2 separate regions of the Homo sapiens genome follow, and region 1 is linked to region 2. The links are chromatin loops, found by intact Hi-C in ENCODE. Cell type or tissue: PC-9. All regions are shown on one strand. Each heading gives the region's core, and the rest is flanking DNA. Links, peaks and the distances in the headings are about the cores only. Region 1 overlaps CUX1 (cut like homeobox 1). Region 2 overlaps CUX1 (cut like homeobox 1).

The links. Hi-C counts contacts between places; a loop is a spot of excess contacts. Peaks named below come from ENCODE experiments on the same cell type or tissue, not always from the same donor. Only the 100,000 strongest peaks of a DNase experiment are listed, where the experiment ranks them.
Region 1: a loop joins it to region 2, with 4 times the contacts of the local background. A loop is called at or near these places in 2 of 110 quality-filtered maps.

The regions. Positions count from the first base shown.
Region 1 is chr7:102,057,052-102,072,794 of GRCh38, reverse strand. CUX1 (cut like homeobox 1) reads right to left here. Exons shown (of 24, transcript NM_181552.4): 4 at 2,378-2,456. Among named protein-coding and RNA genes, the nearest start is that of SH2B2, 220 kb to the left of the region's middle. RefSeq lists a silencer at 4,795-4,985 and enhancers at 8,273-8,989, 10,283-10,582. In PC-9, for the core only: no CTCF peak of the experiment used is centred there; a DNase peak (open chromatin) is centred at 8,784; H3K27ac peaks cover 419 bases.
Region 2 is chr7:101,997,621-102,013,363 of GRCh38, reverse strand. The region is part of intron 2 of CUX1 (cut like homeobox 1); the gene reads right to left. Among named protein-coding and RNA genes, the nearest start is that of CUX1, 190 kb to the right of the region's middle. RefSeq lists enhancers at 14,152-14,838, 14,839-15,526. In PC-9, for the core only: no CTCF peak of the experiment used is centred there; no DNase peak of the experiment used is centred there.

The DNA of each region.
Region 1 (15,743 bases), core at 4,914-12,913, 58 kb before region 2:
AATGCCAGTGATGCCCGCCAGGCTGCTGATGCCCGAGGGACAGTGCTCTTGAGGCAGGAAAATAGGGTCTGCAGGCAGGGAACCAAAGGCTGATTCACCCTGACTTCCTAGAACTAAATCGAAGGAAAAACCCCCACTTGCCACGCCTAAGTAACAAAAGGACCAGCGTCTACTTCCTTTGCAAACCTCCACCTTTTCTGCCCTGCAGATGGGAAATTGAAAGTACCTTTGATTAGTTGCTTTCTGCAACCAATCAGATGTTTGCAGAGAAGCGTAACTTTGTAACTTCAGCCTCTGATTGGTTGCAACCAACCAGACTGATTGCAGGGCCAAGTCTTCGTTCGCATAGAAGTACAACTTTGTAACTTCAATTTAGCCTCTGATTGGTTACTTTCCGCAACCAATCAAGATGTTTGCATAGGAGTGTGACCTTTATAACTTCACTTCAGCCTCTGGTTGGTTGCTTTCTGCAACTGATCAGACTGAATGAGGGCCACCACTTCATTTACATGGGGTGAACACCAATTGCCAATGGGAAACCTCAAGGGGATATTTAGACCCGAGAAGAATCTGTATCTGGGCCCTTGAGCGGCTGCTCAGCCCACTCTCACCCTGTGGAGTGTACTTTCATTTTCAGTAAATATCTGCTTTTGTTGCTTCATTCTTTCCTTGCTTTGTGCATTTTGTCCAATTCATTGCTCAAAACGCCAAGAACCTGGACACCCTCCAGTGGTAACACTCTGATCCATTTTACTGTGAAGGAGCCTCCTCGTGAAGCTCAGTCAGGTTCTTCAGGGAACTCCTAGTCAGATACAAACTCTCACAGAAAACCAAAAGGCTAGAATTTGGAACCAATAACTAGATAAGCTCCTAAGACAGCAAAAGTTTAGAACAAAGCAAACCATTCTCTACGATTAGGCTGTTCCCTGACCCTGTTCCATTTTACAGATGAGAACACTGAAGTCCAGAGAGGAAAAGGAATGTCATCCAGGGAAGGAGAATCTGGGTCTCCTCATTCCCTGTCCGAAGTGCTTTCTGCCATCCCGTGTTTGGTGTGACCTCTATTAATCCCAGCTCCAAGAGGGGACAGCAAAGCCCGTGGTAGACCTGAATCAGAACACAAGTACAGGTACAAAGGAGACCTGAGTCTGCCTCGCTCTGTTAATGTAGCTCTAATGATGTCAATGATATTCAGAGAATTGCTAACAAGGGCAAGGGCACAACTGTAATGGGTGGGGAGGGGAGGGTGGTGGTAATTCCAATTCTTTGCTTGGCAGAAAAAGGCATCAAGTGACTTTCCTAATTTTCTGATCAGCATCTCTCCAGGGCTGAGCTGGGCCCCACATAGTTATGTCCATCACCTTACTCCAGATTCTAAGGCAATCGAGGACCCACAAACAGGACCAGAGAGTTCAAGGCACTCTACCTGCCTTCTCACTTTTCCAGAATAAAGAATCGGAAGCCATCACCTCTTAGAATGCCTCACAAACATATTTAAATTTTAATTCTTCAATCCCTCTAAAAGAAGAAACAGGGCCAGGCGTGGTGGCTCCTGCATGTAACCTCACAGCACTTTAGGAGGCTGAGGTGGGAGGATAGCTTGAGCCCAGGAGTTCGAGACCAGCCTGGGCAATAAAGTGAGACCTCATCGCACTCATTGTACAAAAAATACAAAAATTAGCTGAATGTGGTGGCACGTACCTCCCAGCCACTTGGGAGGTTGAGGTGGGAGGATCGCTTGAGCCCGGGAGGTGCAGGTTGCAGTGAGCGGAGATTGTGCCACTGCACTCCAGCCTGGGCGACAGAGCGAGACCCTGTCTCAAAAATAAATAAATAAAATTAGAAAAAAAAAATAAAAGAAACAACTGATATACTTGGTTGTAGCTGCAAGGATTATCAGTTACCCTCTGCCCATAACCCTTAAGTGAAGGGCTTGTCCAGGGGCCACTGATCTTGGATGACCTGGCAGGGGAGCGGGACACTCCAGGTGTCTTAGTAGGGCCATTCCTAAAGTCTTAAAGGTGGCTTTGGGCAATATGAGGGACTTCCACACAGCATACACACATCAGGTCTGCATCTTCTCTGCAGTACGTGCAGGGTTTTATGCTGTAGCCCCAGAGATTTGGATCTCTGCTTTTACGAAGTCATCCCCTAGAGATTACGTGAGTACTTCAACAAGTGCATCCAATTTCCCTCCGTACCCAAAGTCTGGGTTGTGAAGAATTCATGTGTCCTGCACTCCCTGGTTTCTTGGGGGGAAGTTGCCACTGATGGTGTATTTATTTTCCTTAGGAAAGCCAAGAAGAATGAGCCAAAAACCCACCGACTCACCAGACACAACGCCCCCCACTGGTGGGCCATTACTGCCGGGGCTTACCTGGGACGTCAATCAATCTTTTGTAGACATTCAAGAAAGCTGCTTCAGCTTCCTTGCTTCTTTTACTCAGTGCATCAATCTGAAAGGGAAGGAAAGAAAGAAAAGAAAAACAAAGAGCTCAACATTTGTCAAGAGGTAATTTACAAAGCATTACACATCTAGTGAATTCCCGTAGCAAGGGAGATGCTTGACAACTGGGCTTCAGCCTCTTAGAGGAAATGCCTGCAAACACAAAAGGACCCTGTTCATGAAGGTAAACAAGGGAGGAGCAGAGATTTGGGAGTATGGAGCCATTCACTATACAGCAGGGAACACTGGGTGGGTCTTCCATAGAGAATGGTCTGGCGTGCCCTTCCTGGTCTTTTGTCTTCTCCAAATGCTGACTTAAGAGCTGGCCATGTGCTAGACACTGCTGGGGATCAGAGGTGGGTGGGAAGAGACAGTTCCTACCCCCAGAAGCTCAGGGTCTAGGAGGGAAACAGGTATGTAATTAACAAGTAATTAAATCCCTGGGGACATGCAGAAGGGAACTTCAGGCAGTAAAGTTGTGACCTTAGAGCAGAGTCTTAAAAAGCATTTCACCCAGGTGGACGGGTAAGATGCTGCATGTAAACGGACGAACACATTCAAATCCCAGGAGCAAAGAATTTCATAAAATTCTCCTTTTTTTGAGACAGAGTCTTGCTCTGTCGCCCAGACTGGAGTGCAGTAGCACGATCTCAGCTCACTGCAACCTCTGCCTCCCAGGTTCAAGCGATTCTTGCCCTCAGCCTCCCAAGTAGCTGGAATTACAGGTGCCTACCACCATGCCAGACTAATTTTTGTATTTTTAGTAGAGACGAGGTTTTATCATGTTGGCCAGGCTGGTCTCAAACTCCTGACCTCAGGTGATCTGCCCGCCTCAGCCTCCCAAAGTGCGGGGATTACAGGCGTGAGCCACTGCGTCTGGCCTATGTGTTCTGTTTTAAGACACTCATTTGCATGTCAGCTTGTGCTCTATTCCTGGAGTCCAGATTAAGAGTCCACCAACACGGCTACAACACACCATGGGGCATAGGGGACCCACGAGAGTCTGCCAGGTGGGAACGCGGATACATATGCAGGAGCTGTGGGTGACGCAGCTGGACAATCAAGTGGGGTGAGATTTTGAGGGGCACAAGGGTGCATGGTGCAGGGAGACCCTCATCACCTGAGCAGCGGTCAGGGTGGAAAGAGCACAGGAGGGGGCAGGGAGGAAGAGAACCCTCGGACGTCACTGCTTTCATCCGAGTGAGATGCGCTGGGCAGTGGTTGTGGGTGTCGAGGAGGAGGAGAGGGCGGCTGGAGAGATCAGCGACACACACAGTTGACGTGAGGCCCAGAAGAACCAGGTGAATTGAGGACGGTCCCGGGGATTCCAGATTAGGCAACTGGCAAGGTTTTGCGATGGTGGCCAGGATTGGTTTTGTGAACTGACTAACTGAGCCAGTTTCCTCTAGTGTAGACGTCTGTTCATCAACTATGCTGGACGCATATGCAAAGAGCCTGCCATGGTTGGACTGACTTGTTAGAATATTTAGCTTACCTACACACTTGCTGAGACAACAGATCGCACTTTACAGCCGAAACACGCAAGACTGCACATGTACCAATGTCATACTGGCTCAGGCAAAGGACAGGAAATTATATATTCCGTCTGTCCCCTCCTAGAACTATGCTGTCTCCGATGTTATTACAGAGGCAAAGGATGCGGTTTAATTACAGGGCCTCTCACCTGAGCCACCGGGCAGTTTGTTAAGGGCTGAGAGAGGTCTCCTGATTAAGGATGTGGGGCGCTCAGAACTGGGGGACGATGGCTAGTGGGAGCTGGGCCTAGAAAATCGAACACATAGCAGCCTAGCGCAATGCAAGCATTTCCAACTTCTAACAAGCTGTGCACCAAGATTCCAATTTGAAGTCAATTGTTTGGAACTCAGACACATTTCCACCCCCTCAACCCGATAAGATAAGGCTGTGATTCTGGGCCAGGTGTGGTGGCTCACGCCTGTAATCATAGCACTTTGGGAGCCAGAGACAGGAGGATGGCTTGAGCCCGGGAGTTCAAGACCAGCCTGGGCAAAATAATGAGCTATCTACAAATTAAAATTTAAAAATAAAAATTTTACAAAAAACAAAAAAATTAGCTGGGCGGGGTGGCAATGCACCTGTAATACCAGCTACTTGGGAGGCTGAGGTGGGAGGACTGCCTGAGCCTAGCAGTTCGAGGCTGCAGTGAGCTGTGTTCGTACAACTGCACTCCAGCCTGGGCAACACAGCGAGACCATGTCTCAAATTAAACAACAACAACAACAACAAAAAACAAGGTTGTGAATTTGGTGTTGAGTAGAATCTCAGAACAATATGCAAGGACTTTTTTTTGAGATGGAGGCTCGCTCTGTTGCCCAGGCTGGAGTGCAGTGGCGCAGTCTCAGCTCACTGCAGCCTCCACCTCCCGGGTTCAAACAATTCTCCTGCCTCAGCTTCCCAAGTAGCTGAGACTACAGGAGTGTGCTACCATGCCCAGCTAATTTTTTTTTGTATTTTTAGTGGAGACGGGGTTTCGTCATGTTGGCCAGGCTGGTCTTGAACTCCTGACCTCAGGGGTCAGGCGAGATTACAGGCATGAGCCACCATGCCTTGCCTACAAGGACTATTAATATGACAAGACCATGCCTTGTTTTTAAAATAACCCCCTCCCCCATTATTAGCAACTCATGCTCATTGTGTGATCAGAAAAATATCAAAAATATAGAAAAAAAATTTAAAAGTATAATTGAAATCCTCCACTCACCGGCAGGAGTCAGACTATCAGGTCTTTATTTCTATTTTTTTTTCCTAATTATATAAAAAAAAAATAGAGTTGTGGTCAGGTGCGGTGGCTCACACCTGTAATCCCAGCACTTTGGGAGGCCGAGGTGGGCAGATCATGAGGTCAAGAGTTTAAGACCAGCCTGGTCAAGATGATGAAACCCCATCTCTACTAAAAATATAAAAATTAGCCGGGCATGGTGGCGTGCACCTGTAATCTCAGCTACTCAGGAGGCTGAGGCAGGAGAATTGCTTCATTTGTACTCCGGAGGTGGAGGATGCAGTGAGCTGAGATCACACCACTGTACTCCAGCCTGGCAACAGAGCAAGACTCCGTCTCAAAAAAAAAAAAAAAAAAAAAAGTTACATGAAATGCAGACACACAGGCAAACAAGAGACAGATGTATTATACATTAAGAGTGGTCTCAGACTGGGGGTGGGTGGGAAGGAGGGGCTGGTGGATGCCAACTGAAGGGTGTGGGATTTCCTTTTGGGGTGATGAAAACATTTTACAATTGTCTGTGGTGACAGCTGTGCAACTTTGTGAATATCCTAAAAGTCAATGAACTCCAGACTTTAAATGGGTGAATTATATGGTATGTGAATTATATCTCAATCAAGCTGCTTAAAACGCGTGTGTGTATGTACGTACTTGAAATCAGCCTATACGTAAGATAGTGTGTTGTGTTTTCTTTCCCTGTCGTATCATGTATCTTTCTCAGTATCTATTACAAATTTTGGGAACTGTCTAAATGGCACTGTTTCAACTGTACCTAAGCCCACATATTATAGATGTCTAGAGTAAGCAACGGATTTGGAGTTGCTTCTCCAGATGAATTGGAACGCAACCTGGGGCTCTTCTAAGAGAGGCAGGTGGGTAGCAGAGTCTGTCCAGGAAGCTGGGCAGACGCCCTGGCTGCTGTCCGTACCGCTTGATGGCCACACAGAGGCTTCTCTTTCTGGCTTAGGATCTGCCTAGGGAGGGCCCCTCACTTCCGAGGTATTCCGACTCAGGGTACCGGGTGGCTGCGTCTCCTGGAGGCAAGGGCTGGGATCTGGAAGGATCCTGAACTCTGTCCTCCTGTCTCCTGTTTGGGTTATTCCCCAGGATGTGGGGTTTGGTAATTTGCACGGCACACTTCGGGGCTATAATGGGTTGAATTGTGTCTCTTGAAAGATGATGAAGTCCTGACCCCCAATACCTGTGAAGGTGACCTTATTTGGAGCTAGGGTCTCTGCAGGTGATCAAGGTAAGGCAAGGTCATTAGCCTGGGCCCTCGTCCAGTTGGATCCAATAAGGAGGAGAAACCTGGACACAGAAACAGACATGTAGACAGGTAGGATGTCACAGAGCGATGAAGGAGAGACTGGGCTGATGATCTACAAAGAAGAAGATGACCAGGAAACCACCAGAAGCTGGGACAGGGACACAGTAGATTCTCCCCTACAGCCAGCAGAAGGAACCAGCCCCGTGGACATCGGGGTTTTAAAACCACTCCACTGAGCCGGGCGTGGTGGCTGACACATGTAATCCCAGCACTTTGGGAGGCCAAGGCAGGTGGATCACAAGGTCAGGAGATGCAGACCAGCCTGGTCAACATGGTGAAACCCTGTCTCTACTAAAAATACAAAAATTAGCTGGGCATGGTGGCAGGCGCCTGTAATGCCAGCTACTCAGGAGGCTGAGACAGGAGAATTGCTTGAACCCAGGAGGCGGAGGTTGCAGTGAGCCGAGATCACGCCACTGCACTCCAGCCTGGCGACAGAGCGAGACTCCATCTCAGAACAAAACAAAAAAAAAACCACTCCACGTGTATCCATGTCATTTTATCTAAACCGGCATAAAAACCAAAAACCCCAGTGTTCCTCCACTCATCAGAGCTGTATCACAGGGACCAAGACTCTCAGTCCTCTCCCCGTGCCCTCTTCCACTAACACAGGGAAATTCCAGCCCAGTCCTGAGGAACACGGTCAGGCCGATGAGTTTAATGAATTCAGTATGCAAATGGACCATGAGGTTTCTTAAAAGAGATGACTTAAAAGATCCTTTTCTAAATGATAAAGTCCCCTCCGCTCCGCAGACAAGAATGGGCCTCAAGGCTGGGCGCAGTGGCTCAGGCCTGTAATCCCAACAATTTAGGAAATGGAGGCAGGAGTTCAAGACCAGCCTGGGCAGCAGAGTGAGACCCTATCTCTACCAAAAATAAAAATTAGCTGGGCATGGTGGCATGCACCTGTAATCCCAGCACTTTGGGAAACTGAGGTGGGAGGAGGGCTTGAGCCTAGGAATTCAAGACCAGCTTGGGCAGCATAGTGAGACCCTATCTCTACAAAAAAATACAAATTAGACAGGCACGGTGGTACACGCCTGTAGTCCCAGCTCCTCGGAGGCTGAGGTGGGAGGATCGCTTGGGCCCAGGGGTTCAAGGCTGGAGTGAGCTATGATTGAGCCACTGCACTCCAGCCTGGATGACCAAGTGAGACCCTGTCTTAAAAAAAAACAACCAGAATGACCCTGAAGTTGGAGTTTAGTCCATCCTCCCTCTGCAGCTCACCCAGTCTGTGGTAGGTTGTCCCTTTGTGTGACTTCCCTGCTGCAGCCAGTGACTTCCTAGTTCCGTGCTTTGCTTACTTGGAACACCCTTCGCTAACCTCTCCGTCCACTCAAAACCTATCTATGCTGCAAGACCCAATGCACACATCACTTCCTCCAGACCTCGAGCTGGGTTCCTGGGCTGTTCTGAGTCTAGAGGGAGGGAGGGAGCCTGGGCTTTGACTGCCAGCCCCACCTCCTCTGCACGAGGAGGGGACAGCAGCAGCCTCCAGGGCCTGGACGAGTCACTGACCTACCCTGGCAAGGGCCCCAGTACCAGACACAACACAGTGACTCTGCCACACAGAACAGCTTCCCCCCAGGTGTCCACATGGCTACCAGCCAGGAAGAGCATCCGTGGGAGGGAGGGAGGAAGGGACAGTGTCCTGCTCACCTTCATGCCCCCCACACACCCGCCTGACTCCCTGCAGGGAGCTCAGCCCATCCACTGCATGCCTTGGAGGTACAAGCCAAGGCTTGGTAACACAGCTCCCTCTGAGAAGGGGAGGGATCTGTGAATGAGCAAACGTCTAAGGTGAGGTCTTAAGGCAAGAATTGCTGAAGAGAGAATCCTAGGCTAGAATTCCAGCTACCTCGTGCCTGCCTGCACGTTAGCTTGAGGTAGGTACCGTGCCCTTAAAACCATTTAGAGCCGGCACCGTTGCTCATGCCTGTAATCCCAGCACTTTGGGAGGCCAAGGTGGGAGAGTCGCTTGAGCCCAGGAGTTCAAGACCAACCTGGGCAACACAGCAAAACTCCGTTTCACACACACTCTCACACAGACACAAAACTATTTGGAAGAAGCTAAACCAGGACGGATCTAGAGACGGTTAGACACTGGCCTGCAGCCTTGGGTAAAACCTGTCCTGCTCTGAGGGATCAGCCTCTTTTTCAGGCTCACCTCCTGCCATGCCTCACACTCCTGCCACACCCAGTCACTCCCAGTTCCCAGAACACATGAGCAATTTCCCCTCCGCCTGGAAGGCGCCTCCCAGGAATGCTACCCTGATCTGCAGGCTCAGAGCAGCTCCATCTCCCAGCCGCGGCCCCTCCCACCACCACCTGGGGCTGTCCTGGAGTTCTAGGATGACAGATAAGGCTGCCTGACTCAGGGATACTGAATTCCTGGAAAACTAAGCTGTAGCATCAACTGTTTTTCCTCCCGACCACGGGCACGCAGTGGGTGTTTAATATGCTTTTAATATCTTCCGCAATGGCCAACTGCATGGTCTGCAGATGTGACCCAAGGGTTCAGGAATCCAGGTTTAAATATTTATGAAAATGCTCAATATGTAAAGGGTTCTTGACAAGGCACGGTGGCTCACGCCTGTAATCCCAGCACTTTGGGAGGCCAAGGTGGGTGGATCACTTGAGGTCAGGAGTTCGAGACCAGCCTGGCCAACATGGTGAAACCTCGTCTCTCTTGACTAAAACTATAAAAATTAGCTGGGTGTGGTGGCAGGCGCCTGTAATTCCAGCTACTTGGGAGGCTGAGGCAGGAGAATGGCGTGAACTCGGGAGGCCGCGCTTGCAGTGAGCCAAGATCGTGCCATTGCACTTCAGCCTGGGCGACAGAGTGAGACTCCGTCTCAAAAAAAAAAAAAAAAAAAAAAAGAAAAGGAAATACTTAATATGTAAAGAGTTCTCTGTGTAGTAAGCATCTGTTTTGTGTGCTGTGAGATGATGACAGCCACTTGGCTGGCAGTAGCTCCTGGGAGGTGTCTTTCTCCACTGTACACACCCAACAGCGCTCTCCAGCTGTCTTCCTGCAGTGACCCGCACATCTGCACTAATGGCCGCTACTGGATTCCACGGTTATGTTTTCAGCAACATCACTTTCATAAGGCTGAGTTTTTTTTTTTTTAATGTAGTGTTACATTTATTTATTTATTTAGAGACGGAATCTCGCTCTGTCACCCAGGCTGGAGTGCAATGGTGCGATCTTGGCTCACTGCAACCTCCCCGCCCAGGTTCAAGAGATTCTTCTGTATCAGCTTCCCGAGTAGCTGGGATTACAGGTGCCTGCCACCATGCCCAGCTAATTTTCGTATTTTTAATAGAGACGGGGTTTCTCCATGTTGGCCAGGCTGGTCTTGAACTCCCGACCTCAGGTGATCCGCCCGCCTCGGCCTCCCAAAGTGCTGGGATTACAGGCATGAGCCACCGCACCCGGCTAAGTGTTACATTTAAAGACAAATGTGTAGTGCAGTGGCTCACGCCTATAATCCCAGCACTTTGGGAGGCCAAGGTGGGAGGATCGTTTGAGTGCAGGAGTTCGAGATCAACCTGGGCAGTGTAGCAAGATCCTGTCTCTACAAAAAATAAAAAATTGGCTGGGTGGGTGTGGTGGTGTATGCCTGTGGTCCCACCTCTTTGGGAGGATCCCTTGAGCTCAGGAGGTCAAGGCTCCAATGAGCTATGATTGCACCACTGCACTCCAGCCTGGGTGACAGTGAGACCCTGTCTCAAATAAAATAAGAGAAAGACAAATGTCTATAGGAAGGTATTTTAATCTAGCTCTCAATCAGTATCCGCTTATGATAGTATAAAAACTCAGTCTAGGTTTAGAAAACAAGTTTCATAGAAATCCACCAGATCTCTGAGATATGGAAGGGGTGAGAAAGTGCCCAACCATGTGAGTGCCAGCACGGCTGTGCTGTGGGTTCCCGGAGTCACATGGAATATGCTGCTGCCGCTCCCAACTACCATCTAGGCTCCCTGGAGGAGGCGTCACACATCGCTGCCCACTGCCACGTGACTTGTGGTGTAACAGCAACTTCCCCCTGGGTGCTTTCCCTCCTCAGTGATGTCAGGCATAGCCACACGAAATGCTTTGGCCAATGGTATGTAAGTGATGGTGTCTTATCTGAGCATTAAGATTTAAGAGCCAGTGTGCTCCCTCCCTCTGCTGCAAGGACCTTATAGGACCTACTTCCTCCACTGAGATCCTAGAATGAGGACCACCCACGGGGCTGGGGCACAGTCACAGCCAGCCCTAGTCAACATGACACATGAACAAGAAATGATCTTTGGTTGCCACAGGCCACTGAGATTTGTAGCAGTTTGTTTGTTACTGCAGCATAATCTAGTAAAAGCTGATGGTTACAGATCTCACGAGTTGGCCATATCTCTAAGAGAGTAACATACAGTGCCGGGCACAGTGGCTCACTCCTGAGCTCAAGTGATCTACCCGCCTCAGCCTTCCGAAGTGCTGGGATTACAGGCATGAGCCACTGTGACCGGCCAAGAAGTGCTGTGTATTTTGAAATAAAAAAGGCTCATCTCTCCACTGCACCACAGGGGCCTGGCCATGCCCATGTGGTAGGCAAGTCCACGCCACACACAGCCAAGGGCCTGGGCATGCTGTTGGCACATGAGGGTTTGATTTCCAGCTCCAACATAAAACAGGTGCTCTGCCTGAACCATTGAATTAACCTCTCTGGGCCTCAGTTTTTTCATCTGCAAAGTGGGGAGATACATCTTGGTTGCTGTCAAGATCAAAGCCGTGGCAGCCCTTGGAAAACAGTGAAGGAACCGCCGTCTCACCAGCTTCATTTCTCAGACGCAGAAACCCACCAAGTTACTTGGACCCTGGCTCCTGGCCCCTCCTAGGGATATGATAACATCCAGCATTGCGCACTGGGGCTGGGGGCCACATGGTCAATGGAAAGAGTGTGTGGTTTGATCAAAAGACAGACTTGGGTTTGAATCCTAGTTCCAGCACACACTGGCTGGGTGACCGGGAGGCAGGTTACTTAAATGCTGAAGTCTTTGGCTGGGCACAGTGACTCACGCCTGTAAATCCCAGCACTTTGGGAGGCCAAAGCAGATGGATCACCTGAGGTCAGGAGTTCGAGACCAGCCTGGCCAACATGGTGAAACCTGTCTCTATTGAAAATACAAAAATTAGCCAGGCATGGTGGTGGACACCTGTAATCCCAGCTACTGGGGAGGCTGGGGCAGGAGAATCACTGGAACCCTGGAGGCGGAGGTTGCAGTGAGCTGAGATCATGCCACTGCACTCTAGCCTGGGCTAGAGTGAGACACAGTGAGAGTCTGTCTCCAAAAAAAAAAAAAAAAAAAAAAGGCCAGGCGCGGTGGTTCACACCTGTAATCGCAGTGCTTTTGGAGGCTGAGGTGGGCAGATCACAAGGTCAGGAATTCAAGACCAGCCTGGCCAACATGGTGAAACCCCATCTCTACTAAAAATACAAAAAATCAGCCAGGTGTGGTGGCAGGCACCTGTAATCCCAGCTATTTGGGAGGCTGAGGCAGGAGAATTGCTTGAACCCAGAAGGTGGAGGTTGCAGTGACCCAAGACCATGCCACTGCACTCCAGGACTGGGCAGCAAAGTGTGTGTGTGTGTGTGTGTGTGTGTGTGTGTGTGTTTATTTGTGTGTGTGTATATATATATATGTATATATGTGTGTGTGTATATATATACTGAAGCCTTGATCTCTTCGTCCATTAAGTGAGGGTAGTAACTCCCTCCTTGTTGAGCTGTTGTGATTATAAATGTGGGAACCTCCTACATTAAGTATCTGACACCATCTGGATAGAAACCGGGTCAACAGCACTAACCTTCGCTAATAAATCCAAAGTCAGCACCTTTCTTTCCACCACACCATAGGTTATTCCCCGTCGTGATCAAATCAAGCAGGAAGCCAAGATGTGGAAAGTCCTGGAGGACCAGGACCCTAAGCAACATTTTTTTTTTTTGAGACAGAGTCTCGCTCTGTCTCCCAGGCTGGAGTGCAGTGGTGTGATCTCGGCTCACTGCAAGCTCCGCCTCCCAGGTTCACACCATTCTCCCGCCTGAGCCTCCCAAGTAGCTAGGACTACAGGCGCCCACTACCACGCCCAGCTACTTTTTTTGTATTTTTTTAGTAAAGACAGGGTTTCACCATGTTAGCCAGGATGGTCTCGATCCCCTGACCTCATGATCCGCCCACCTCGGCCTCCCAAAGTGCTGGGATTACAGGCGTGAGCCACTGCGCCTGGCCCCTAAGCAACATTTAAGACCACAGTGAAGACGGCATATTCAAGAACAATCCACTAGCCTCTATGCCCTGGGAGTTTACAAGCTAATGATTTAGAAATAAACACAGGCCATTAAAAGAATTTTCAAATCGATGAGCTCTGTCGGACTATAGGACAATAAAAATCAACAAAACTGCAGGGATATGATAGGGTAGTTTTGTCTCACTCGAAGTCTGGCTGTAGAATGTTTTCAAGAGCAAAGCATGGTTTGAAGGGCCACATTAAACACTAGAAGTCAGCTAAGACTGAGTCGGATGCTGTCCAAAACAGACACGTACGCAGGCCAAATCTTGAGGGTTTTAAATTTTTTTTTTTTTTTTTTTTTGAGATGAAGTCTCACTCTGTCACTCAGGCTGGAGTGAGGTGGCACGATCTCAGCTCACTGCAACCTCCACCTCCCGGGTTCAAGTGATTCTCCTGCCTTAGCCTCCCGAGTAGCTGGGACTACAGGCACCTGCCACCACGCCCAGCTAATTTTTGTATTTTTAGTAGATGGGGTTTCACCACGTTGGCCAGGCTGGTCTCGAACTCCTGACCTCAAGTGATCCACCCGCCTTGGCCTCCCAAAGTGCTGGGATTACAGGTGTGAGCCACTGTACCCGGTCCCACTTAGTAAAGTTTCTAAGAGGAAAACTAGAGAGGCCCCGAAGAAGCCGCTGGCTTGGAGAAAGGGTGTGGGATCCATAGAGGAGATTTGTGGCAGGGGACAGCACAAGATTAAAAGCCAAGATGATAAAAACAGCAACAAGCATCTCTATTCTCCTTGAGTTTACAAAGCCCTTCCAAGTACATCTGCCATTCTGGCTGTCAACATCTATCTGAAAGGCTGTCTTGGGGAAGAAAGATTAGCTGTCTTCTCTCTCCCCACAGTGCAAAACCAGCATGAGCAGGTAAATGCTCCAGGACAGCAGATCACAGCTTAGACAACAGGGAAACCTGCCTGCAGCAGGCTCTTCAGAGGAAGGAGGTGCTGGCTGCTTGCTCACCCCCGCTTCACTTCTTCCTTCATTCTGTCAATAAAGTCATTTAAGGAGGCTAAGATGTGCTAGGCTATGTTCTATTCCAGCCTATGGGAGACACAGATTCCTACTGCTGCTCCCAAAAAGTTTAAGATGGGGTAATGCTCCCCTCTCCTACCTCCCTCGGGTAAATCCCGGTGGGGGAGTGGGGCAGGCTTCCTAGGGGATAAATGCCTACCTGAGATTTTCACATCACCATTGTTGTGAGTAGATAATATATGTGTACAATAAAAAAATTGTAGATGTATAAAAACATACACATTCAGCAAGACTTTCACAATGCAAGATCAATATACGGGTATACCTCAAAGATAATGCAGGTTTGGTTCCAGACCACCATAAGAAAGTAAAAACAGACCAGGTACGGTGGCTCACACTTGTAATCCTAGCACTTTGGGAGGCTGAGAAAGGCAGATCACCTGAGGTCAGGAGTTTGAGACCAGCCTGGCCACCATCGTGAAACCCTGTCTCTACTAAAAATACAAAAAAAAAAAAATTAGCCAGGTGTAGTGGCACATGCCTGCTAATTCCAGCTACTCGGGAGGCTGAGGCATGAGAATCGCTTGAACCCTGGAGGTGGAGGTTGCAGTGAGCCGAGATTGTGCCACTGTACTCCAGCCTGAGTGACGGAGACTGTCTCAAAAATAGAACAAAAAAGGCAAATATGACAAAAAGAGCAAATATTGCAATGAAGCAAGTCACATAAATTTTTTGATTTTCCAGTGAATATAAAAGTTATGTTTGTATCATAGTCTATTAAGTATGTAATAGCTCTATGTCTCAAAAATGTACATATCTTAATTAAAAAATGCTTTATTGCCAAAATATGCTAACGATTATCTGAGCTTTCAGGGAGTTGTAATCTTTTTGCTGGTGGAGAGTCTTGCCTTGGTGTTGGATGGCTGCTAGACTGATCAGGGTTGTGGTTACTGAAGCTTGGGGTGACTGTGGCAATTTGTTAAGGCAACAATGAAATTGGCTAGCTTGATTGACTCTTTCGTTAACACAAGATTTCTGTGTATCATGCATTGCTGTTTGATAGATTTTTACCCACAGTAGAACTTCTTAAAAAATAGGAGTCAATCCTCTCAAACCCAGTCACTGCTTTATCAACTCAGTTTATGGAATATTCTAAATCCTTTGTTGTCATTTCAACAATATTCACAGCATCTTCACCAAGAGTAGTTTCCATCTCAAGAAACCACTTTCTTTGCTCATCATAAGAAGCAACCCCTCATCCATTCAAGTTTGATCATGAGGTTGCAGCAATTCAGTCACATCTTCAGGCTCCATTTCTAATTCTAGTTCTCTTGCTATTTCCCCCGCATCTGCAGTTCCTTCCTCCACTGAAGCCTTGAACCCCTCAAAGTCATCCATGAGGGTTGGAATCCATTTCTTCCAAACTCCTGTTCATGTTGCTATTTCAACCCCCTCCCATGAATCACAAATGTTCTTCATGGAATCTAAAATGGTGACTCCTTTCCAGAAGGAAAGGATTTCTATTTAATTTGCCTAGATCTATCAGAGGAATCACCATCTATGGCAGCTATAGCCTTACAAAATGTATTTCTTAAAAAATAAGACTTGAGTGTCAGAATTACTCCCTGATCCATGTGCTGTAGAATGCAGGTTGTGTTAGCAGGCATGGAAACAACATTCATCTTGTACATCTCCACCAGAGCTCTTGTTGACCAGGTGCACTGTCAATGAGCAGTCATATTTTGAAAAGAACCTTTCGGCTAGGCGCGGTGGCTCATGCCTGTAATCCCAGCACTTTGGGAGGCTGCGGCGGGCGGATCACGAGGTCAGGAGATCGAGACCATCCTGGCTAACACAGTGAAACTCCATCTCTAATAAAAATACAAAAAATTAGCCAGGCGTGGTAG
Region 2 (15,743 bases), core at 3,487-11,486:
TAGATGAATCATAGAAGTCCATAAATGTCGAGCAAATTTGCACAGACTTTTCTTTTACTACCATATATGGCAAATATAGATCTATTTATCTCCATCTTGACATTAGCTTCGGCGATTTTTGTACCTTATTGTCTTTCTTACAAATTTCTCTTGATCTACGTCTCAGCCACACAAGACAGCATGTCCAAAGACAGTAACGTCATTCATAACCCTGGGATGGTGCTTTTTTTTTTTTTTTGGTATGACGGCAGAATGGCAGAATGTTTAAACTAGTAAGTATTTGAGGTAGATCAAAGTACCTAGCTATTTACATTCTTGCTACATCTTAGCGAACACCACAGGGCCGTAAGGATTACCGCAAGAATTTAACCTGAACAAGTTTTCTCCCCCAAGGAATTAGGTGTTTCTTATCACACATTTGGGAATCAGCTGAAAAACCGTGGTTGGTGCTGACTGCTTTTGATATATTCCTTAAAGAGATGAATACTGAAAATATTTTCAGGATTCTAAAAGCTGACTTGCTGGGAAATTCCATGACCGGCTAAGATGATTTAAGAATTCTCTGGGGGAATGCTTGCTTCATTCATTCATTGATTCATTCCTTCATTAAATTTGTACTGAGAGACAGAGATACAAAGACGGACAACCCCCTCCCCCCGCCCCCACTCTCCAGGACACAGAGTGGACACGGGAATGTATACCTTCTGGAAGCAGCCAGGGCCATCTCTTCATGACCCTGGGCAGTACCTTCAAAGAGTCCAGTCAGAGAGGACGCTGGGAAAAGTAGAGTGACTAGTCTATCTTCTGCTTTCATTATCATATTCCCCCATGTGACAAGTACAAAATCTTCAGCTACAACCTTTAAAAGCTACTGAAGGCCAGGCACAGTGGCTCACGCTTATAATCCTAGCACTTTGGGAGGCCAAGCCAGGTGCATGACTTGAGGTCATGAGTTCGAGACCAGCCTGGCCTACATGGTGAAACCCCGTTTCTACTAAAAATACAAAAATTAGCCAGGCATGGTGGCACGCACCTATAGTCCCAGCTACTTGGGAGGCTGAGACATGAGAATTGCTTCAACCCGGGAGGCGGAGGTTGCAGTGAGCCGAGATCGCACCACTGTACTCCAGCCTGGGCAACAGAGTGAGACCCCATCTCTTAAAGAAAAATTCTAAATAAATAAAATACATTTTTTTAAAAAAGCAAATCCTGTGAAATCAACAATATGGCAGACTATGTTTAAAACCTAATTGGGTGAAATTATTTTAGAATACCCTTTCAAAGAGTCCTTTCTGTAGTCCAAAATTATCTGAAATAAATAAATAAATTCAAGCGTCAACCAGCATGGCCAACATGGTGAAACCCCGTCTCTACTAAAAATACAAAAATTAGCCAGGTGTGGTGATGGGCGCCTGTAATCCTAGCTACTTGGGAGGCTGAGGTTGGAGAATCACTTGAACCCAGGGACCAGCGATCACACCATTGCACTCCAGCCTGGGTGACAAGACCGAAATTCCGTCTCAAAATAAAAAAATAAATTCAAGTGTCTAAGTAAGATAATAAAAATCCTCTCACCCTGCTGCCGAAAATGAGAGGGGTGTACCTCCGTGTCCTGCCCTGGTTAGGTACCGACTCCACCGGGTAGTTCTCCCACCCACAGGGAGTTCACCAAAAAAGGCAGAAGGCCAGGCGCGGTGGCTCATGTCTGTAATCTCAGCACTTTGGGAGGCCAAGGTGGGCAGGTCACCTGAGGTCAGGAGTTCAAGACCAGCCTGGCCAACACGGTGAAACCCGTCTCTACTAAAAACACAAAATTAGCTGGGCATGGTGGCGCACACCTGTAATCCCAGCTACTTGGGAGGCTGAGGCAGGAGAATCACTTGAACCTGGGAGGAAAAATAAATAAATAAGCAAGCAAGCAAGCAGAAGAGACCATGTTTGTCTCCAAAATCCCATCACCAGCGTATGAGAATAGCAAAACTGAAGAGAAACGCATTGGTGGTCTCGGGGAAGGGGCTGTAGGGGCTGAGCAGCTCCTGCCAGGCAGAGGATCACAAAATCCAAACGTGTCCTCCGAACGCCCACTGCGCTCTCAGTGCTGGGCTTGGCCACAATTTGGTGTGAATGCTTCAAGACTCACACCAAATCCTTGGCATGAATACACCATACAATGATATATCCAGAGACGGCTTACTCGAACAAAGAGACCGTCAATAACAATATAATTTTACTTTTTTTTTTTATTTTTCTGAGATGGAGTTTTGCTCTTGTTGCCCAGGCTGGAGTGCAATGGCATGATCTTGGCTCACTGCAACCTCCGCCTCCCAGGTTCAAGTGATTCTCCTGCTTCAGCCTCCTGAGTAGCTGGGATTACAGGCATGTGCCACCATGCCTGGCTAATTTTTTGTATTTTTAGTAGAGATGGGGGTTTCTCCATGTTGGTCAGGCTGGTCTCACACTCTCGACCTCAGGTGATCCGCCCACCTCGGCCTCCCAATGTGCTGGGACTACAGGCATGAGCCACCACGCCTGGCCAATATAATTTTACTTTTATAAAATGATATCCATGCTTTCAGCTTAGACACAAAGCACAACCGGCATCTTTTAGCGTGGTCCTCACGCCCGCCGGCAGAACTCCTTCACTGAGTTTCCTCAATGTCTTTTAGACACCTCTTCATCCTATAAATGTGCCACACATGCATGTGACATGTCCCTATGCACACACATATTTACTTAAATACGCACACACACATACAAACGAGTAACAGACAATGTCATCTCTACTTCCTTCCCTTTCCCGGAAGCTACAGGTATGTACATCACATGTATGTTGCCTGATATGAAAGAGAGGCCCAATCACGAATTCCATGATACAGATTTAAGAGATGCTATGCATGGTTCACTTGGTGAATCTCCCTTTCTTATGTAAGCACATATCCAAGTCAGTTTTTTTTTTTTTTTTTTTTTGAGACAGAGTCTTCTTGTTCTGTTGCCCAGGCTGGAGTACAGTGGCGTGATCTCAGCTCACTGCAACCTCCACCTCTGGGTTCAAGTGATTCTCCTGCTTCAGCCTCCTGAGTAGCTGGGGCTACAGGCACTCACCACCATGCCTGGCTAATTTTTGTATTATTTAGTAGAGACGGGGTTTCACCATGTTGGCCAGGCTGGTCTCGAACTCCTGACCTCAGGTGATCTGCCCACCCCCGCCTCCGAAGTGCTGGGATTACAGGCATGAGCCACCGCACCCAGCTGCACCCTTGCTGTTTCATATCATGGAATCTAGCACCGGCAGCAAGGGAGGCCGCCCACCTCACTCTTTCTTTTTTAAGAAGTCCGCAGTTCTGAGAGGTCAGAGCAACCTTTCTTTCATTTTCAAGCTCCCCATGTGTGCTGGAGAGGCTGTCTTTATAGGTTTTAACATGTACCAACCAGGGATTAAGCTAAGTGAGGCACGCCAGTCACGAAGGCTCACTGAAATTATGCCTGCTAATCTTTTAAATGGCAAGAACGTTAGGCAGCACAAAAGGAATGTTAGTAATTCCAAAGCTTTTACCCAACTGAGGAGGTTTAAATTTACAGGAACATGTACTAGAGATAAAGAAGTCCAAGGCCCTTGGCCAACCTGTCTGCCACGCTGGTGTGCAGAAGAACAGAAGATTCTGTAAGGAGAGAGAAGGGGTGGAGGCTGGAAGATGGGCAGAGGGCCAGGGTTTAAGACCTGGCGTGGGCCTGAACTCACCTGAATTATTTTACTTGTAGAAAGAGGCTACAGGTTGGGTGCAGTGGTTCATGCCTGGAATCTCAACACTTTGGGAGGCCAAGGCGGGAGGATCACTTGAGGTCAGGAGTTCGAGACCAGCCTGAGCAACATAGCAAGATCCCACCTCTAAAAGAGAAACTGGGTTCCCTGGTCTGGACTGAGCAATTTCTTTGGCCTTCTTAGAAATGAGCCGCTCTGCAGCCCCACGCAGCCTTTCTTCAGTGTGTACATTAGGGTGCTGTGCGGCCTAGGTGAGGGGTGTCACCTGGCCACATCCGTGGAGGGATCCTAACACCATCATTTGTGCGGTCAGCGTCATGACAGCCACTCCACTGTGCTTGCTTCTAGATGCTTCCAAACAGCCCTTCAGGTATGGAATCATCCCTGTCGTGTAAATAGGAAATCTGGAATTCCCAGAGGTTATACATTGCACCTGAGGCCATCTGGCTACAATCCAAACTCTGGGTGCGGCTGGCGCCAAAGCTACTACACCATGCTGCCTTCTAAGCTGCATTTCATCTGGAACCGCTGTGGCTGGCAGGCCGAGCCTCTGAACACTGCAATTCAGGTTAATCATGCAGACCTGCTGGAGCACGCGGGGCCGAGGGTTCCCTGTACCTCCCTTCTCTCCCCTGCTGTATGGATCTCTGACCTCACTACTGGCAGGCCTGAACTGCCATGAGTGATCAAGAACCTGAGAGGCCTCTGATCTGCTCCACCTACATCTGTGCCCACCAGGAAAAACAAAAATCCTGATAAAAGACCTGGGGTGCGCATCAGGATTCACCATGACTGTGCTGTGGTCTCGCCTCCTGAAAAGCTATTTTGTTCATCGTAAGTAGGCAGTTTGACAATTGCTCAATGTTCAGGCCCTACCCCATGTCCTGTCCTAGTCAAGGTCAGGGAAGGAAAGGTGCCTTGTCCCCAGGCATGTGGGCCCCCAGCAGAGCAGGACAGGCTGGGGACCTGGGGTTCTTAGGCTCTTTTGGTTGGGGGCTGAACACTGGTCATATCCCAATCTCTAGAGAGGGCAGAGGAGGACAGACACGCACTCTGCACCTCAGGGATTACACGAGGAGAATAAAGACACGCACACGACCGAAATACCAGGCAGGAAATGAAATGTGCCGAAAGACAGGCGCAGCTAGCCTACAACGGGGGCCCAAGGAATGAAAATCCCTCTTTGCTGGGCTGGGGGCACCTGAATTGGGTGATATTTGCCACAGAGGGGCGAGTAGAGGTGGGGGGGCTTTCTAGAAAGAGACAAGATACAAACAGAAGGAAAAAAGAGGAGATCCAGAGATACAAACAAGGTGAAGCTGATGGAGTAAGACATGGGAGAGGGGGCCAGCGGGGACAGGCTCCCAGATCACCGAAGCCCCTAGAAGAACCCAGACATGGCCTGAGAGGCGGGTGGACGGCCACCAACCATGCAAAAGGTAGTACGCAGAGACCAGACCAGGGTCTGCTTCAGGAAGGTGACTCCTGCTAAAGGACAGGCCAGAGGGGAAAGCCTGGAGATGGAAGATACCAGCTGGGAAATACAAGTTTGGACGAAGGTAACAGAACCAGAAGTGGTGCCTGTAATCCCAGCACTTTGGGAGGCCAAGGCAGGTAGATCACCTGAGGTCAGGAGTTCGAGACCAGCCTGACCAACATGGTGAAACCTTGCCTCTACTAAAAATACAAAAATTAGCCGGGTGTGGTGGCGGGTGCCTGTAGTCCCAGCTACTCAGGAGGCTGAGACAGTAGAATCGCTTGAACCCAGGAGGCGGAGGTTGCAGTGAGCCGAGATCGCACCACTGCACTCCAGCCTGGGTGACAAGAGTGAGACTCTATCTCAAAAAAAACAAAACAAAACAAAACAAAAAAAACACCAGAGGTGGGTGGTGGCGAGGGAGGGGGGAGGAGGAAGACAACGTTCCCCAGAATTAAAATAAACTGGACTTGGCAAGCAGACTGACGGGAACAGGAGAGAGTGGGGCTTTGTAGAAGTTTAGGGCCCAGGTGAGGGTGGCAGCCCCTGCCACAAGCCAGACAGGAGGGGTGCAGGCCAGGAACTGATCTGGTGGTGAAGATGATGAGAAATCCACGTGGGAAATACCCGGAGCTGGCAGGACTTCCACAGAGAACCCAGGCCCTGGCACCCAGGGGCGGAGGGTGGGAGGTGAGGAGGTTCTGTGGCCAGGGTGCTTGGAAATGTCCCCTTAACAGGAGAGGGGAAGAGAACAGAAAGGCTGCAACAACTAAAAACTATAAGGGGCAAAAGGCTGAGACCTGTGGAAGAGCCGAGGGCCTCAGTGAGTGAGTGGTCTGATCTGAGAATGAACTGAGGGGTTCAAAGTCAGAGAGGGCCATGGCTTAGGTACAGGAGGCCGAGGCTGCAGTGAGCCAGGATCGCGCCCCTGCACTCCAGCCTGCGCTACAGAGCGAGACCCTGTCTCAAAAATTCAATCAGTAACAAATGAAATACAAACAAAATAAAAATTCAGAGGGCCATCAGTGAAGACCTCGGGGCATCTAGGCTCCGTGCATGGGGTCTGTTCCTTGGATGAGGCCAGCAGCAAAGATGAGAGATCCATCCCAAGGCAGCTCGTGCAGAGCCACTGCCAAGCAGAGGAGGAGGCCCGCGCTGGCGAAATCTACAAGAAATACACTTTTGTGTGGGAAATCTAAGAAGCAAGGGCTTTCCGCTGCATCCCGGCCTGCACCGTGGTGGGCGGGGACGGCTTCTTGCTCCTCTCGCACGCCCAGCATGGAGCAGCCCCTTGCACCCTTGGCAGTGACGCCTGATGCATCCAGTGGTTTTATTCCACATCTGCCCGTCACAAACTGTTCTAGATGAAATCAGTTTCTGAAGATGACAGCCCAAACCCATTCACCAATAACCTTATTTTCCCTAAAAGAAAAATTCATTCTAGGGCCGGGCACGGTGGCTCACGCCTGTAATCCCAGCACTTTGGGAGGCTGAAGCGGGTGGATCGCCTGAGACCAGCCTGGCCAACATAGTGAAACTCCATCTCTACTAAAAATACAAAAATTAGCCAGGTGTGGTGGCGCGCTCCTGTAATCCCAGTTACTCGGGAGGCTGAGGCATGAGAATTGCTTGAACCCGGGAGGCGGAGGTTGCAGTGAGCCGATATCGTGCCATTTCACTCTAGCGTGGGTGATAGCGCGAGACTCTGTCTCAAAGAAAGAAAAGAAAAGAAAAGAAAAAAAATCCATTCTACCGAGATGAGATAAAAACTGGCATTCCAGAGTTGTCCTTCGAGGGAGCACTGAGGCGTGGTCAGCAGAGAGCCTGACGAGGCTTCCCTGTTCAAAGAGTAACTAGACCATCAGCCTGGCCATTAAAAGGCAGGTTTCCAACTGGAGGCTCCAAACTGAAAGAGACCGACTTCCGAGCCAGTGGACCCCGCGGGTCTTTTTCTCTTTACTCCCGGGTTAAAAGGAGGGAGGTTCTGAAGGGAAACCCCAGGCAGCTCTCTTTCTGAATGCCTGCAGCCCCACTGGGGTCCTGCTACTTCCTCCCTAGGGTCTGCACTGAGAATGACGGACTTCAACCTCGGCAGCCTTAGCCTTCCAAGCGCATCTTCCATCGGCTTCCAAAACAAACCAGTTTCTCTGGCCAACCTCATCCACGCGGCCGCTCGCTCCTCGTGACCTTTCTCTTTAGACCCTCTGGTTTTGGTAAAAGCAAAGGGTTTTAGGCTTTGTAGCCTGGGATGCTAATGAGCTGCTCTTACTTCATCGAAAGGGCCTAAGAGGAGCTACACTACTTGTGCCTCCAGAAGCAGGTTCCCAGAAGGATGTGATCTTTCCAGGTCTTTCCAGAGGCTGAGCTGCTGACTGTGTCCCTGAGAGCCCCAGCCTCAGCAGGTGGAGTAGACAGAGGAGGGGAACCCAGCATCAGTGGGGTGAAGCTTTGGGAATCACGCAGTCAGGAAAACTAGCCTCAAGAAGAAAGAGGCCAGGTGCAGTGGCTCACGTCTATAACCCCAGCCCTGTGGGAGGCTGAGGCAGGAGGATCACTTGAGGGCAGGAGTTTGAGACCAGCCTGGGAAAGATAGGGAGACTATCGTCTCTGCAAAAATAAAAAAATTAACCCGGGTGCAGTGGTGCACACCTGTGGTTCCAGCTACTTGGGAGGCTGAGGTGGGAGCATCGCTTGAGCCCAGGAGCTCGAGGCTGCAGTGGAGCTATGATCGTGCTACTGCACTCCAGCCTGGATGATGGAGCAAGACCCTGTCTCAACAAAACAAAACAAAACAAAACAAAAAACCAGGCCGGTCTCGAACTCCTGGCCTCAGGTAATGTGCCTGCCTCAGGGATTACAGGCGTGAGCCACCGCGCCCGGCCCAGTGGAGATTTTTTAATGCATCTCTAGAGTTTTCCCAGAATTCCTTTCCGACTCTATCGAGAGCCAAGTTCTCTGTGACACAGCAAAACCCCCGACTCCCAGGTACTTCTGGGTAGAAGCTGACAGAGCCTGAATGACGGGCAGGAGTGGGACCCAAACAGGGGGATGACCTGCAGTCCCCTGCCTGCAATAGCAGCAGATGCTCTCTCCCAGGGGTCAGCAAGCTGCGGCAAGCCGGCCAAAACCAGCCAGCTGCTGGGATTTTTATGGCCCATGAGCTAAGAATGGTTTTTACACTTTTAAATGGTTGCATTTAAAGTGGTTATATAAGTGCCTACATGATATCCTGATTTTGCCTCTTTCTCCGTCAAGACTAACATATGTAGCACCAGGCTCTTTTAGAGAAAGCGTGTGGACCCCTGATCAATTCCCTTGTTTCTTTGCCTCTCTACTTGCTGCACTGTGTACCTGTCCAGGTGTGTGGCCCTGTGAGGATGGCTGCTTCACATCCCAGGAATCAGACCACGTGGAAGGAACCAGGCTCGGTGGTCAGGACACCAGAGCCCAAGTCTTAGCCCCATCCCTCTCCAAGGCAGGCATAACTCCCAAGCCTCAGTTTCTCCACCTGGGAATGACTCTAGCTCAATGGTGGCTGTGAATATCAACTGAGATGTGAGATAGGAATATATTTCTTAGAAGCCCAGAACACTCTTGGAATGAAAGTTTATTGTGATTTACGAGTTATCAGCCAAATTTGTTTTCTTTATGTTGAAACCCAACATTCTTTCCCAGTCCACATAAATCAAGTATGTGGGAGGAGGGGGATTTGATCCACTGCCAAACAGATGAACTAAGCCATCCGACCCGTGCTCCCAGGCTCCAATTCCACCACCAGGTCAGGGCAACCTCTTCATTCTAGGTCACTTTCCTTTGTACCTGATTATACCTGGCTGGGCCAGAGGAGGAACAGCTGCCCCAATCTCAAGCTAAAAACCAGAGGTGTGTGGACCCGTAAGGAAGCCTGCTTGGCATCGCAAATCAAACCATGTGGTAACAGCCGGGCTCTGGGGCAGGATATCAAAGCCCTGTCTTTCAGCCCCATTGGGTGAGGATAGCTCACCTGGTCCACCTTGTGCTACTGGGAAAATCTTTCCCACTGCATCCAGGTGCAGGTAAAGGAAGACAAAAAAGTTAAGCTGTATTTTTTAGGAAATTCAGAACAACTAAACATCTTTATAAAATTTATACGTGTATACATATAGTTTGTAGAGACAGGGGTCTCACTATGTTGCCCAGGCTGGTTCTAAACCCCTGGCCTCAAGCAATCCTCCCACCTTAGTCTCCCAAAGTGGCGGGATTACAGGCTCAGCCTAGAACTAAACACCTTATAACATGAAGCAAACTGCGGACTATGAGTATTCAAGGAGATGGTGATATTTAATATCCTATGTTATTCTAAAACTGGGGTTGCAATGTAAGTTCCATGTAAGTGACATCTTGGCTGCCTTACTGGCTCATGAACATATCTCATTCAATCCCCATAGCAACCTACGAGGCTGCAAACACCCCATTCCAGGGATGAGAAATCAGAGGCTGAAACCACCTGGGGTGACCTGATGAAGTGGTGGGGCTGCACCAGAGCCCAGGCCCCTGACCCCGGGGAGAGCCCAAGTTCTATACATGGTACAGGAGCCCCTTCCTTCCTCCAGCTCAGACTCGAACGGAGATCCCCTTCAATTCCAAGCAGCCTTGCAATAAAGCAAACAATGAATGCAAGGCTGGCACTCCAGCCCTGCTCTGGTCACCTTCTGAGCAGCTAAGAAGTAACTTCCCTTTATTGTCATACTGTTTATTTACAAGAAAACAACGAACACAACTGACAACAGAACAGTGGAGCGGGGGGCGGGCGTGTGTGTGTGTGTGTGTGTGTGTGTGTGTGTGTGTGTGTTCGGCACCAGGTGCTGGGCTTAGTGGGGAGGGGCTGTGCCTGGCCAGAGACCCCCGCCCCTTGTGGGATCAAGGGGCCTCTCTAGAGAGTCCCTCTGGGCCGAGCTTGGTGGCTCACGCCTGTAATCCCAGCACTTTGGGAGGCCGAGGCGGGCAGATCACCTGAGGTCAGGAGTTTGAGACGAGCCTGGCCAACACGAAACCCTGTCTCTACTAAAAATACAAAAATTAGCTGGGTGTGGTGGCAAGCACCTGTAGTCCCAGCTACTCAGGAGGCAGAGGCAGGAGAATTGCTTGAACCCAGGAGGTGGAGGTTGCAGTGAGCCGAGATTGTGCCATTGCACTCCAGCCTGGGTGACAGAGCAAGACTCCATCAAAAAAAATAAATAAATAAAAATAAAAAGAGTCTCTCTGCAGACAGTAGCAGCAGCAAAGATTCCCCTTCCAAGGACTGGAAGGCTTCCACCCAAGGGGCAGGTCACAGCTTTTTCACACAGATACGGTGCTAGGGATGGAGGTGGCAGGGCGGCCCAGCACCACTCACAGATCTGCAGAGAGCACTCACTGCCGGGTGGCCTAGAATTCCGCTGCGATGCTCTGACATCAAAGGAGCCTGATCTGTAACTCCCAAGTGGGACCTTGCTTCAGACTCGATAGAACAGGGGAGCTGGACTCTTGGAAGACTGTGGTCCAACAGCAAGGCCCCCTTGTACCAATGCCAGGGCAGGGAGGGGACTGGCCACTCGGAACTCTCGCTAGTAAGTGCCATATGGGACCTGAGAGCCCCAATCTCTATACAAAGCCCCAGTGGGGCAAAACCTATGAGAAAATACAGGGTGAAAAGCACTATGGAGCAAAAAACTCACCCAAATCCCACAGCCATCCACGCAAGAAGGGAGTGACCAATCTCAGTTCCTCTCCCCTTGCCCAGAACTCAAGGTGATGTGCAAAAGTTGCAACCACACACACACACTATATATATTTATTTTTTCTTTCTGAGACAGGGTCTCACTCTGAGGCCCAGGCTGGAGTGCAGTGGTGCAAGCACAGCTCACTGCAACCTCCACCTCCTGGGCTGAAGAGATCCTCCTGCCTCAGCCTCTGGAGTAGCTGGGACTGCAGGCATGCACCACCATACTCAGCTTTTTAAAAAATATATATTTTTATAGAGATGGGGGTCTCGTTATGTTGCCCCGGCTGGTCTAGAACTCCTGAGCTCAAGCAACTCACCCATCTCAGCCTCTCAAAGTGCTGGGATTACAGGCACGAGCCACCGTGCCCAGCTTACTGTCTTGTTTTACATAGAACAGTTCTCTAAACACCTTTTTAGTCACAGTTGTAAATCAATCACATTTTTCCAACGCTATAGCTAAAGGATGAACACTGATGCCTCCAATTTCAGTACCTTTGCGGAAACATCTAATTAGCAACTAAGCACTTCTGAGCAGGGGCAAGCTCTTGCTGCTTCGAGCACACCTGTGATGAATGTGTCCAGAAGGAAGGAGTGAGTTTTGCTCAGCACACGCTTATCAAGAACCTGTTGTGTGTCCTGCATGTGCATGGCCAGGAGGAACATCCTGACCACCAGGTGCTGAAATTTTGCAAAAGAATAAGTGCAAATAATGGCAATACAGCATTAAAAACACCAAACGGGGCCGGGCGCGGTGGCTCACGCCTGTAATCCCAGCACTTTTGGGAGGCTGAGGCGGTGGATCACCTGAGGTCAGGAGTTCGAGACCAGCCTGGCCAACATGGTGAAACCCTGTCTCTACTAAATATACAAAAATTAGCTTGGTGTGATGGAGGGCACCTGCAGTCCCAGCTACTCGGGAGGCTGAGGCAGGATAATGGCTTGAACTTGGGAGGCGGAGGATGCAGTGAGCTGAGATCGTACCACTGCACTCCAGCCTGGGCAAGAGAGCAAGACTCTGTCTCAGAAAATAAACAAACAAACAAACAGGAGCTTTTCAGTTAAAAGACAAGGAACACAAAAATTCAACATTATTTTGGTTAAGAGAGGGAGGAAGTGTAAGTCAGCCTGGGCTAACTGGGGCTACTGGCAATCCCCAAGAATGCTCCTGGCAGGCCCTCCAGCCCATATCTAGAAGGCAGGCAGGTGGGCTTGGTTATTTTTAGAACACCTGGAGCAATCTAGGGTCTTTAACAAATGCAGGACACTAGTCAAAAGCAAATCTTGTTTAAAAATATCTTCCCCTATGGCCAGGCATGGTGACTCATGCCTGTAATCCCAATGCTTTGGGAGGCCAAGGTGGGATGATTACTTGAGGCCCATGAGTTCAAGACCAGCCTGGGCAACAAAGCGATACCCCACCTCTACAAAAATACAAATAAACAGTATTAGCCTGGCATGGTGATGCACACCCTATAGTCCCATCTACTCAGGGAGGGTGAGGTGGGAGGATCACCTGAGCCCAAGAGTTTGAGGTTGCAGTGAGCTATGATCGCACCACTGCACTCCAGCCTGGGTGACAAAGTGAGACCCTAGCTCTTACAAACAAAACAAAACAAAAACAAAACCTTCCCTTAAATACTAATACTCACCCAACCCACCAGCATTCCTGCACATAAAACCCAACCAAATGAACCCCTTGCTAAGGGAGCAACAGTTGTGTGAAGGCCAAAACCAGGTGAGGTACACATTAAGCAATTCTGCACAATGGGCTGCAGCTTCAACGTGCCCACGGGATCTGGCTATTTTTGGAGAAATCTAAAGCAGGACCAGAGTCATTGATTAAACAAGAATGTTTTCCAATGTCAATGGTCTTGAAATATACATTGCTCTGCAGGTATGAGATTGTTTAAAAATCTTTAGAACTCAAGATGCGATCTTCCTTCCACAAGAGGCGGATGAGAAAGAAGCCTGGGTCAGACGCATGCACTTGGGAAAACATTTGGAAGTGGTTTTGTGGACAAGTTGCCTGTGAGAGGCATCCAGAGTCCGATTGCTATTTTAGTGCTAGCGTCCAGAAGCAAGCTTAAGACACATGTGTCTCAATGCAGGGCAGCTGCTTTCCAAAAGAGCTAAACTAGGGTCTCTCTCTCTCTCTCTTTTTTTTTTTGAGATAGAGTTTTGCTCTTGTCACCCAGGCTGGAGTGCAATGGTGCGATCTTGGCTCACTACAACCTCCGCCGCCCGGATTCAAGGGATTCTCCTGCCTCAGCCTTCTGAGTAACTGGGATTACAGTTGCCTGCTACCACGCCTAGCTAATTTTTGTACTTTTATAGAGACGGGGTTTCGCCATGTTGGCCAGGCTGGTCTTGAGCTCCTGACCTCAGGTGATCCTCCTGCCTTGGCGTCCCAGAGTGCTGGGATTACAGGCATAAGCCACTGTGCCTTGCCACTAGGGTCTCTTTAGAACACACATGCACACACACACGCACACACACACGCACGCATGCCACTGATAAAACCAGGCCCTGGTTTGGGACAAAGGATTTCATTTTCTTCCTGAGCCCTCAAACTTCAAAACCTATATATTTTTAAATGAGATCCAATTCAGTACATTCATCCATAATCTTAAACCAAGCAGCCCAACTGTGTATGGGGCAGTGCAGACTGCCTTGGAAAGGTTTAATCTTGGAAGCAATTGGGCTGCAAGCGGCCCTGCTGCAGACGAGCCCGTCATCCTCTGTCAGGAGGTCTTTCCAGGCAATTTGTCACCAGCCTCAGCAGAGCAGAAGCAGCGCTCAGACACTCTAATCGTGGGGTGCTTCGAGGAGTGGTGGCAATCCTGCTTTCTAGATGTAGCCGACATCAATCAAAGAAAAGTCGTCTTAACCGAGCTGGTGTATTTGCCAGAGAACTGAGACTGCAAAGCAGCCTTTCAAAGCTCATGGTCAATCAAGTTCAAAGGGCTATGCTTAGGCACAGCCTGCAGGCTCAGCTCATATGAAAAGGCTGGTAGGAAAGATAAAAATCGGCCAGGCGCGGTGGCTCATGCCTGTAATCCCATCACTTTGGGAGGCTGAGGCAGGAGGATCACATGAGTCCAGGAATTTGAGACCAGCCTGGGCAACAAGCAAGACCCCATCTTAAAAAAAAAAAAAAAAAAAAAAAGGTAAAAAAAAGTTTGTAAAGGAAAGATAAAAATCCCTAGAGAGTGGAGGCGACAGCTGCTGCTTCTAGAAGCACAGCCCAGCCACAGCCATGCGGACTCCAGAGGTGGCCCCTCCTGCTGCAGTGATGAGACTGCCTCCCCTCCCCTCCTGCTTGCCTGGGGACAGGATCTGGTGGCACGATGGAGGCCAGCATTCCTGCCTGTCTGTCCTCTGCAAGCTAGGCTCCTGCCCGAGGAGGGAAATGCTGCAGAGGCACCCTACAGAGGTGTGGCCCGAGGGCGAAGAGGAAACTCCTGCTTCAAAGCCCAGCCGTGAACCTGGGGGCTCAGGGGCCTGTTTCTTGCTTGCCCTTGGCATAGCAGCTCCCTCAACTTAAGAAAGCGACGAAGAGAGAGCTGGACACTGACGTTTAGAGGGAGGAAGTGGCTTCCTGCCCAACACAGCACAGCATCCTCGCCAGGATCCTATACCCTGGCCAGAGCCTGGTCAGGCACTGGAGGCCGAGGCTGCTTTCTTGGTTCCAAAAAAACCAATTTTTTTCACCAGTGATGGGTCCACCTTCAGAAAGATTGAAATCAGGAAAGCCAAAAGTCTCTCTTTCTCTTCTTCCTCAAACGCTATCGCCCTGAGTGGGGTGTGGAAATACTACTTCTCCCCCAAACAGGTCGTGATGCTGGTGGACGAAGACGACAGATGCCCTGCCGGCTGTCCTGCTGAGAAGCGATGGCTGGGGGCACCGCCCGGGCTGGGAAAGATGCCCAGGGTCTTTGATGCGTATCCCTGCCCGACCCTTGGGCAGGACAGGAACTGGCTGTCTCATCTCTAAGTCTTGAAATCCACACTGTGCACACTCGGTAAATGTGCACCTACAGCTCAGACACAGTCCTGCAATCCGCACTGTGCACACCCAGTAAATGTGTGCCTGCAGCCCACGCACAGCCCTACAATCCGTGCTGCACACATCCAGTAAATGTGTTCCTGCAGCCGGGCACAGCCCTGCAATCCACACTGCACACATCTGGTAAATGGGAGCCTGCAGCCCGGGCACAGCCCTGCCATCTGTACTGTGAAGCCTACAGCAGCCTTTACCAAGGCTTATTATGGCACAGTACCCGGCTCTGTGCTAGGTCCTGGGCTGGGGCAGCAGGATACACAGTTCCACACTGCACTTTTGCTAAAGGTGCCCAATTTAAGATACAGGCACTGAGCTGAGTGACTGACAGTTGGGGAGTTCGTTCTCTGGTGGCACAGGAACCCCTGAGACTCAGGAATATGAGTCAGGCCAGCAAGGACTGCTCTGTGAGTGCCCACAGGGCCCAGCAGCACTGGGGTGGGGTCCAGGGTCAACCTCTTATCCAACAGTGAAAGCTCTCTGAGATAACATTGATGAGAAGAGAGGATCCCAAGAGCTGTGGCAAAGACCCTGTCCCAGACTCAGGCACAGTCCTGCAATCCGCACTGCACACACAGCTGCGCTCTGCCATCTGTACAATGGGCACAACATCGGCCTCACATGGCTGAGATGAGGCCACGGGACACAAGTAGGTATTAGTGTTTATAAATTGAAAAGTTAGCTGGGCCTGGTGGCTCATGCC